2 separate regions of the Mus musculus genome follow, and region 2 is linked to region 1. A link is a loop called in an ENCODE intact Hi-C map of the cell type or tissue named here. Cell type or tissue: heart. All regions are shown on one strand. Each heading gives the region's core, and the rest is flanking DNA. Links, peaks and the distances in the headings are about the cores only.

Region 1 (4,396 bases), core at 216-4,215:
GAGGTTAAAAATAAGCTTCATGGAACAAACTAAGACTTTTTTCAAGTTAATGAAGGTAAAAATTAAATTTTTAATTATGCTAAAATGAATTTTATGTCATTAAATATATTGCCTCCTTGTAACTTAAGTACTAGAATTAGAAAATCAGCATTTATGAGTTCACTTTATTATTTGATGGTAAATCTCAAAAAGATTGATATTAAAGCAACCTGTGCCATTCCCTAACCTTCGTACTGAGCTGCAGAGGAAGTTTGACCTCACGTTGAGAACCTGTATGGAAGAGTTGAGGCCTATTTTCTTCCATGGGTTCCCAAGCTAAGTGAAATCTAAATTGTGCTAATAGATCCTATAACTGATACCACCACCATAGTTTTAAGTCAGATAAAGAAATACTCAATTAAGTGTTCATTTAATTAGAACTCTAAGCTATGTCCTTCTTCATAGTGTTAGTTTGGTTCAGTATTTTCAAGTATTCTATTCAGTAAAGACTTGGGATTTTATTCAGCTCAGATGAGTGTTTCTTCAAGACCTTCTTTTTCCCCTTTAGCGTAGAACAGTGATGAGGAACATATAGACTGTGAAAGTGTCTATGCTTTATTTTTTTATTAGATATTATCTTTATATACATTTCAAATTTCAAATGCTATCCCGAAAGTTCCCTATACCCTCCCCCCCTCCCGCCCTGCTCCCCTACCCACCCTCTCCCGCTTGTTGGCCCTGGTGTTCCCCTGTACTGGGGCATATAAAGTTTGCAATACCAAGGGGCCTCTCTTGCCAGTGATGGGAATTAAAATAAATAATTCTCAGGTAAATTCCAGGTAAAACTCAAATGTCAAATACAGTTTGATAAAATGGATAAAATAGTTCATATAACTGAACATTAACTAAAGTGTAACCTATGAAAATCAAAATCTATAAGTAAAAGTTGTCTGTTGACAGAGTGGCAAAAGAACCACTTTCCCTATTGTTCCACTGAATAGCCTCCTTTGTGATACAATTTTCTTTTCTTTTCTTCTCTTTTCTTTTCTTTCCTTTTTTTTTTTGTATAAAATAGAGTTTATTCATGGCATGGGGAGGGGAGTTGAGAGTGTAGTAGAGACAGAGAAAGGCAGAGAGAGGAGTGGAGTAGAGGCTGGCCATGAGCATGTGGAGAGAGAGGGGGAGGGGAATGGAGAGAGACAGGGAGCAGGAGCAAGAAGACAGAGCAGGAGCAAGAAAGCAAGATGTCATGATATAATTTTCCAATGACCAAATCTGAGAAAAATGAGTGATATCTACCAGAGAACTTGAACATCACTAATACCACATTATACTTGATTAGAGCTTTCAGACTAAATTCTTCATTCCATTCTCTCGTCACCTGGAGACAAATGCACTTTGCTAGTATGGACTTGGGTTACATTTTCCATGCAATATATATTGCGGCAGCCTGTAGCTGGAGGATTTAGTACACCTTCCCCTTACTTCTCTCAGAGTGTCCCAGAAAAAACATGGCCTCTCACATTCCTGCAGACCAGATTTCTATCACATTCAGCTCTCTATTCCCATAAGCGTGGCAACAATATATCATCCTGGAGATTTAGGCTCACATACTCATTCAAAACACAGAACCATTCTTAAAACCACTTATTGAAAGGGAACAATCCAGAGCCCTGAGTTAAATATAAGTCCTGTCATCATAGGTAATTATAAGTATTATTCAGTCAGCTCAACCAGTTCGCCCTGAGCACCACTGACACAAATGTATTAGGGTTAGGGGTGAAGCTCCTTGATAACACCCCCTGCCTAGCATGTGCAAGACCCTGAGTTCAATCTGGAATATGGGTAACATCATCAGCACATGAAATGCTAAACTGGAACAGCATCTTTGGGTCATTCTTTTGAGTGCTAGAGGCAACCTTATCCTCATTTACAGGTCTGACTTAGATCCGTTTCTATTGGCACTCTCAAACTGGTCCACTGCAATGGCTCTCCAGTTAGGAAGAGTCAAGAATCGGGCAACAAATGGAGAACCCCATTAGCATTCCCCAGATACTCCTTCATTGCGCATGAGGCAATGGTTTCCCTCTCTTGCATTTTTACAACAAAACAAACAAAATAAGGAATAAGACACAGCATCTTTCACTATTCTATATTTTACTAGCACAACCAAAGCTATGTGTTGCCCACAACATCGTATAGACTCAGTACAGCCACGGAGGCTTCCTCTAAGACAAAAGGGGACACTTTCAGGGTAGAGTCTCTGGCTGATCACTTGAGCAGGGAAAAAAAAAGTGATTTCTAAGTTACTGATCTTAGAAGGGGTCACTTTTCTGGGCATATTTCCCACAACAAAGTCCAAAACAGATGAACAGAAAGAACTTGTTTCTGATTACAGCATCACTGATACATATATGGAGAGTAGAAGAGGTCTGATGCTCTCTAATTAAATGTCCCCAGCTTTCCCATTAGAGATGCTGAACATCCTAGGGCCATGTATTAAAAAGCTTGATCACCAGGTGGCGCTCTCTAGAGGAGCTGGAATTCCTTTTTTTTTTTTTTTTTTTTTTAATTCCTAACAGACTGGCTATGGGAGTCTTTCTTTTCTGGATTTGTATTCATTTAGAAGAAATTACTAAGCATGTCTGTGAGGGCAGTTCAACAGAAATTATCGAAGGAAGAAAGATCAACCCAGAATATGGGCATCATCATACCATGTGACACACACAAAAGAGAGACAGACCAACAAGGTTTCAGCATTCATGGCTCTGTTCCGGGCTGATGACTCAATATAACCAACTGCTTGCCAATCAGGCGATTACCACCAGAGCCTTTCTTACTGCCAACAATGTATTCTCCACACTGATGAACTGTTGCATCAAAATGTGGGCCAAAACCTTCCTACCTTGAGTTGCTTTGCTGGGTATTTGGTTAGGTCAACGGAGATAGTAATTAATATAAACACAAAGATTGTACGATAGTCTATGTCCTTCTGTATTTCTTTGTGTCACCAGTTTCAATGCACACATGCATATGCATGAGAGAGAGAGAGAGAGAGAGAGAGAGAGAGAGAGAGGAGAGAGAGAGACTGATTTGAGCTCAACGACAGAGATGGTAGATTTCATGGACCAACATAAATAAAATACAGACTCCAAAAGATAAGAGGCATTCTCATTTCACCAAACTCTGCCTTTAGATCATGGAAGAGAGCTGTGGTACAATAGAGACTAAGTCATTCATTAATAGTGAAATTACTGAAAGAGGGGAGCTGCCCAAAAGCCCTCTAACATCTTGCTTTGCCATTCCTCCTTCCAGTCCCAGTGTTCCAGTGACTGAATGTTCCACTGTGAGAGAAAGTTAGGCAAGAGACCTATAAACTAGCTAGATGATATTTTCATTCATCTCAAGAAAATAAATTAGTTTCTGTACATCATACCAAAAGCTGTATGGGGAAATAATCTGGATTTACAGGGGAAAAATGAGGGAGAAAGAAGTAGAGGTAGTCTCCTTTTATGGTTTGGAGAATTAAGGTTTTGCTGTTTCATCTCTAAAGGTATTCACAAGAATTGATTGAGAAACCATCCAGGAACTCCCACTGAAAGCCACCTGCTCTCACAAGCCAGATGTCAGTGTTGTAAACCTGGTTGAGTTGTAAATACTGCCTGATTATGGCTGATTTGGTCTGATCAGAGATGCCTGCAGCAAGCACAATGGCATCAGATAAGGCCTGTGGGAATGTATTTGAAGGTGACTGTGCCTTGCAAGTTTACATTTCATAGCCAGGCACAATTTACCACATCGCTGTCAAACCAATTTGCACATTCAAATAAATTAAATTTGAAGTATGAAGCAGAAATCAGAAAGGACCCACCATGTGATCCCACTAACCAGAGATGCTTAAGAGGGAGGAAATAGGGGTTTAAAATATTGCATCCCTTTAGAGATGAGGCAAATCCTCTTCACTGAGGCGGCACTACAAGAGTGAGCAGGGCGTAAGCTTCATGAGTTATATAGATTACTAGTTATTACACCTACTAGCTGATCCTGCAATACTCCTGGAATTTACAGGTTTTCATTAGACTCGAGCTTTTGTTACAAGGCTGCCCACACAGTATCCGCTCTTTCCCAAGCATACCTTTAATTTTTCCACCCATTTTGAGCCAAGAAAGGAAATGGACTATACAATCAGCTACAAAACTGGCTTACAGAATCAAAACAATGCTCTGAAAGGATGGTTCTGTGGCAGCTCTCTGTTGAGGCACAGTGCACCACGCCAAAGTGTTCTGCCTTCATGCGGCCCTGATTTAATTGCTCACAATGCGGGGAATCAGCCACCAGAGCTAGGCTGGTTGGTTTGTTTTCTTCTCACCTACAGCATCATGAAGAGAAGCATCTGCTGGTCCTGGCTGGAGGTGGA
Region 2 (4,396 bases), core at 282-4,281, 620 kb after region 1:
ATATATTTTTACTTAAAATTCAAACTCTATATACAATTAGAGATTTAAAATGAAATATACTTATCAATTAAGTGAAGAATATGCAGAAAGAATTAAGGCCTAAAATATATAATGTTTTGGCAACTCGGCACTTGTGTAAACAAGAGCAGGAAGTGTATATATATATATATATATATATATATATATATATATATATATATATATATATAATTTCTTGAATTTTCTTCTCTTTTATTCTTTTCTCATATATTACATCCCCACTGGTTTGCTTTCCCCTCCCTCCCCTTCCCCCAACCTCTACCCTACTACCTTTCTCCTCTAATAAATCTCCCGCACACCTTCCTCAGAAAAGAGCAGGCCTATCAGGGACATTAACCAAACACAGCATAGCAAGTTACAATAAGAATTCTTAACATCTACTGACTAGCTGCTAATAGTATCTTTATATATAGTATAATAATAATAATAAATGACTTCTACATTCATACCCTGGCACCTCCCACAATCCTACCCCTCTATTAACCTCCCCATCTGTAAGTGTTTGCTGTACATCCTCTGAGCCAGGTGGTAGCCTTTCCCATCAAAACCACATCCTTCCAGGACAGAAGTCTGAAGGTCTTCCTTAGCCTGTCCTACACACCCTAACTTATTTAACACCTGCCCCTTACCCCTTCCAGACTGTTTAGCTGCTCCCTCTGCAGTGAAGGAGAAAAGCCTGGCACTTTGTCCACAGCTCAGCACTTGGTTCACAGGCCCACAGTCCCATCCCCATGTGATCCTGCCAGGTTGATAATCAATCATATGAAATACCATGCTCATAGAAGTACTTTCTCAACCTAACATACAATAAGCCAATGTCAAACCCATGATGACATCTGCCCTGAACCCCCCTACTATAAAAACCCATCTAGACCCACCAGCCCTATTCTGGACCCTAGAAAAGGCTCTTTGTGGTAGTGAGGCCAAGAGAGTCCTCTAGAAAGAGTTGGTTTAAGGCTGTAGCACCCAGACTGGTTTAGGCCTATCAGCACACGCTGTCTTCTGGAGGCTCTCGTGTCTAGATTGATAGTGCCATCTACTGAGTCTGTGTCTAGATGTTTTAGTGACAGTCACTTGAAAAAAATAGAACCAAATATCTACCTTTGGGACACTACATTGATTCCTTGAAACTTGGTGGCAAAAATTGTCCACAGTGCCTTTTTGAAGAAAGTATAATTTATTTTCAGTGTTTACTTCTGTTTTCAGTCTAAACTCTTTATACCACATATACTGTTTATTTTTACCAAGGAGAAAATGGTGTCCCATGCTCTGCTCTGAATGTGAATCTTCATACATAGACCTGAGGCCATGGGGAACAACGATGATGGTCGCGGGTGTCCTGGCTGGCTAATGTTACTGTGACCGGGTATCTTCGGGAGGTCGGAGGGGCTTTCTTAGCCTCAGACTTCCAAGCAGAGCTCATGGTGGCCACACTGGTAAGGTGTGTGAATACCCACTGTTGTCTGGGGCTCAGCAGTCAAATTTTCATGCTTTTCCTGAAAATCAGAACCCTCTTTCTCCACATTTCTTATCATAGACTGAGCCTAATTAGGACTAAAGTGGAAGAAGGTGGTTTGGAGACAGAAAACTACACTTCTTTCAGGGAATCTGAAAAAAAAAATGAGAGGAAAAAAAACCTGGGGAAAGATCAGGAGACAGAGGTGGGGTATGAGAGGGCTCAAAGGAAGTGTGGCAGAGGGAGGGGTGGTACCAGGGAACCAGGAAGCAGGAGCCAGAGACCTTGCTGGAAAGATGAAGTTGGATACTAATTAACTGAGGTGATGGCCAGTAAGTGCATAAGCAGCTAACTTCCCCCAAGCTGCCTCTTATCCTCATTATCTGAAAGGGGTGGGGGCTGAGGGTCCTCTGGTCCTGCTGAGCTTCCTAGGACAGGCCTATGCACCCAGGCTCCTCAGCTACCACCATTTTGCCCCCAGCTATAGACTTTTTTTTCTCACACTCTCTCCTCCTACATTCTCAAAGATGTAGTTCAAATCCTATGAGGACACGGCTAGTATAATTAAGATTCTTAGAATGAAACATCATGATCTTGGGAGGAAAGAAGGAAGACATCCCTGGGTGAGTCCTAGAGTTTGTAAAACTTTGGCTGCAGTGCCACCTGCTGGAAGTGACAGAACCCAAGGGTTGAAGTTCCTGCTGATAACTGTTCTCATCCCACAGAGATAAGCCTGAGCAGCAAAGATTCAGTTTTCTCCTCCTGAAAGGAGGCACCAGACACCCTTCCTCACAGAACACCCAAGCTCTTCACAGTTAAAGGCAAGATACAAACCTCATGGCTGTATGCAGAGAATGCCTACACCATCCAGAGCCACCAGTGGTCTTGCTCATGGCTTTCAGAAGTCCCTCAGACTGATGATTTACAGGCTCTAGCTAAGTCAAGAGCCCACTTAGTTATCCTAAAATGAGACTGTGATGTTAAGCATGGCGGTCAACTTGATTTGATAAAGAGGCGCCTAAGAGTTTAGTAAGTGTCCCTGAGGATGCTAAGTAGGCCATGAAAGCTCTGATAGAAGGAATGGATGAATCTAAGGAATGAATCTAAACAGTGCTGAGATGTAGAGGGAGGAAGAGGTGGGGCCGTGATGGAGGAAACAGGTCCTGGTGACAGGTGCTCCAAGCTATCTTGCCCTTTAGAACCTACTCCTCTTTGCTTCCTGACCACCAAGAAGCAAACTGACCTGCTCCACCATACATTCAGTACCACCACCAGCACAATCTAACCTCTGAAACTGTGAGCCATGACACACAATCCGTGCCTTAAAGCTGCTCTCAAGCACTTTGGCAATGGCAAGGCAAAAGTAAAATGGAGATGAGTTTCTCTGCCTTCTGTATTCACATCCCACAGTGCTAGACAAGCCCAGCCAGGCAAGGCTGTGGTAGTCCTAAGAAAAATTAAGGAAAACACTAGAAATGCATATGGATATTGAGTGAAAACTGAGTCATCTCAGGAGCTGTGACTACAGATGATCAGTCACATGGTGCCTCATGATATGAGCAACTAACATAACAAACAGACTTTGATACATATGTACAATCTCTTTAAAATTGTAAAAATTCTAATTCCTAGTATGAGGAATGGGCTAATTTCTCCATAGATCCACTGACTGGAGTTATTAAAAGCTTTAATATGTTTTAACAATTAAATTTGGTTTTTTTTTTCTCTTCTGGCCTAAATCTCTTTCTTTACAGTAATAGTTGGGCATCTTCTTAAACCTGTGAACTGAATGAATTAAAGTTACTATCCACTGTCTAGCCACACAGTTGACCCTTTGTCTATTGTCTTATTTTTATCATGTTTTAAAATTACGCCGGGCGTGGTGGCACATGCCTTTGATCCCACCACTTGGGAGGCAGAGGCAGGTGGATTTCTGAGTTCGAGGCCAGCCTGGTCTACAGAGTGAGTTCCAGGACAGCCAGAGCTATACAGAGAAACCCTGTCTCGAAAAACCAAAAAAAAAAAAAATACTTTTTATTTGTTTATTGTGTGGGGGTGGGGTGCCATGACATGGATTGGAGGCCAGAGGACACCTTTCAGGCATCTCACCTTCCAGCATGCAGGACCTGGTGACAGAATTCAGATTGGCTGTAAGGCTTGGAGGCAGGTGCCTTCCCCACTGAACATACTGCAGGCCCTGGCTTATGTCTTTTTAAAGGTGTGATGAGAACTTTACCCATCAGGACAGCATCCCTGCATAGCTAATATATTTTGGCCAGCTTATTGTTTGCCTATAAGACTTGATATATTTTTTGTTATTTTCAAAAATAATAATTTTTGCTGTTCACACGTTTCTATGTTTTATATACTATTCAGAAAGTCCTGTTTGCCATTAAAATTTATTATTTTAAGGACTCAAACCTGTCTTGTTACTGTCTTGAAGAGAAAGATTGGCATTCATTTTTACCACTTTGCTCTCAGAGACTTATACATGGTCAGTAAGACTTATTGGTTTTTTTTTTATTTTATGATCGTAAAAAGCAACATTATCATAGCTTAATTTCTTTAAGTATTTGTATGTACTTCAAGGTACTCTATTCTATTCCCAAGGAGGTGCAAAAATACCTAATTTACTATTCACCAGAGTATCTTCCAGGAAATTCCCTTTTTTAGAGAAAATTCTAGAGAAATCTCATCCTATCAGCCCCCTTGACACTCACACACAACCCGGCCCTTGTAGGTATTCCAAGATGTGAAGGGCTCACCAAAAGTTCTTGCTCTCTCCAGCTAGCAATAGTTCCTTTGGCTTAATTTTCCCCTCCCAAACCTAAGTGCTCATGGAAAGTAATTTTTGTGATTTGCATATGAAGTATTCCCTGATAGAGTCATTGTCTGAACACC

Evidence for each region. Peaks named below come from ENCODE experiments on the same cell type or tissue, not always from the same donor. Only the 100,000 strongest peaks of a DNase experiment are listed, where the experiment ranks them.
Region 2: it touches region 1 in a loop (16-fold over the local background); 17 of 42 quality-filtered maps call a loop at or near these places.

Annotation. Positions count from the first base shown.
Region 1 is chr13:10,939,745-10,944,140 of GRCm38, forward strand. No RefSeq gene overlaps it. Among named protein-coding and RNA genes, the nearest start is that of Gm40666, 270 kb to the left of the region's middle. In heart, for the core only: a CTCF peak has its summit at 2,489 (motif pointing right); no DNase peak of the experiment used is centred there.
Region 2 is chr13:11,561,672-11,566,067 of GRCm38, forward strand. All of the region lies in intron 100 of Ryr2 (ryanodine receptor 2, cardiac), which reads right to left. Among named protein-coding and RNA genes, the nearest start is that of Ryr2, 540 kb to the right of the region's middle. In heart, for the core only: a CTCF peak has its summit at 2,171 (motif pointing left); no DNase peak of the experiment used is centred there.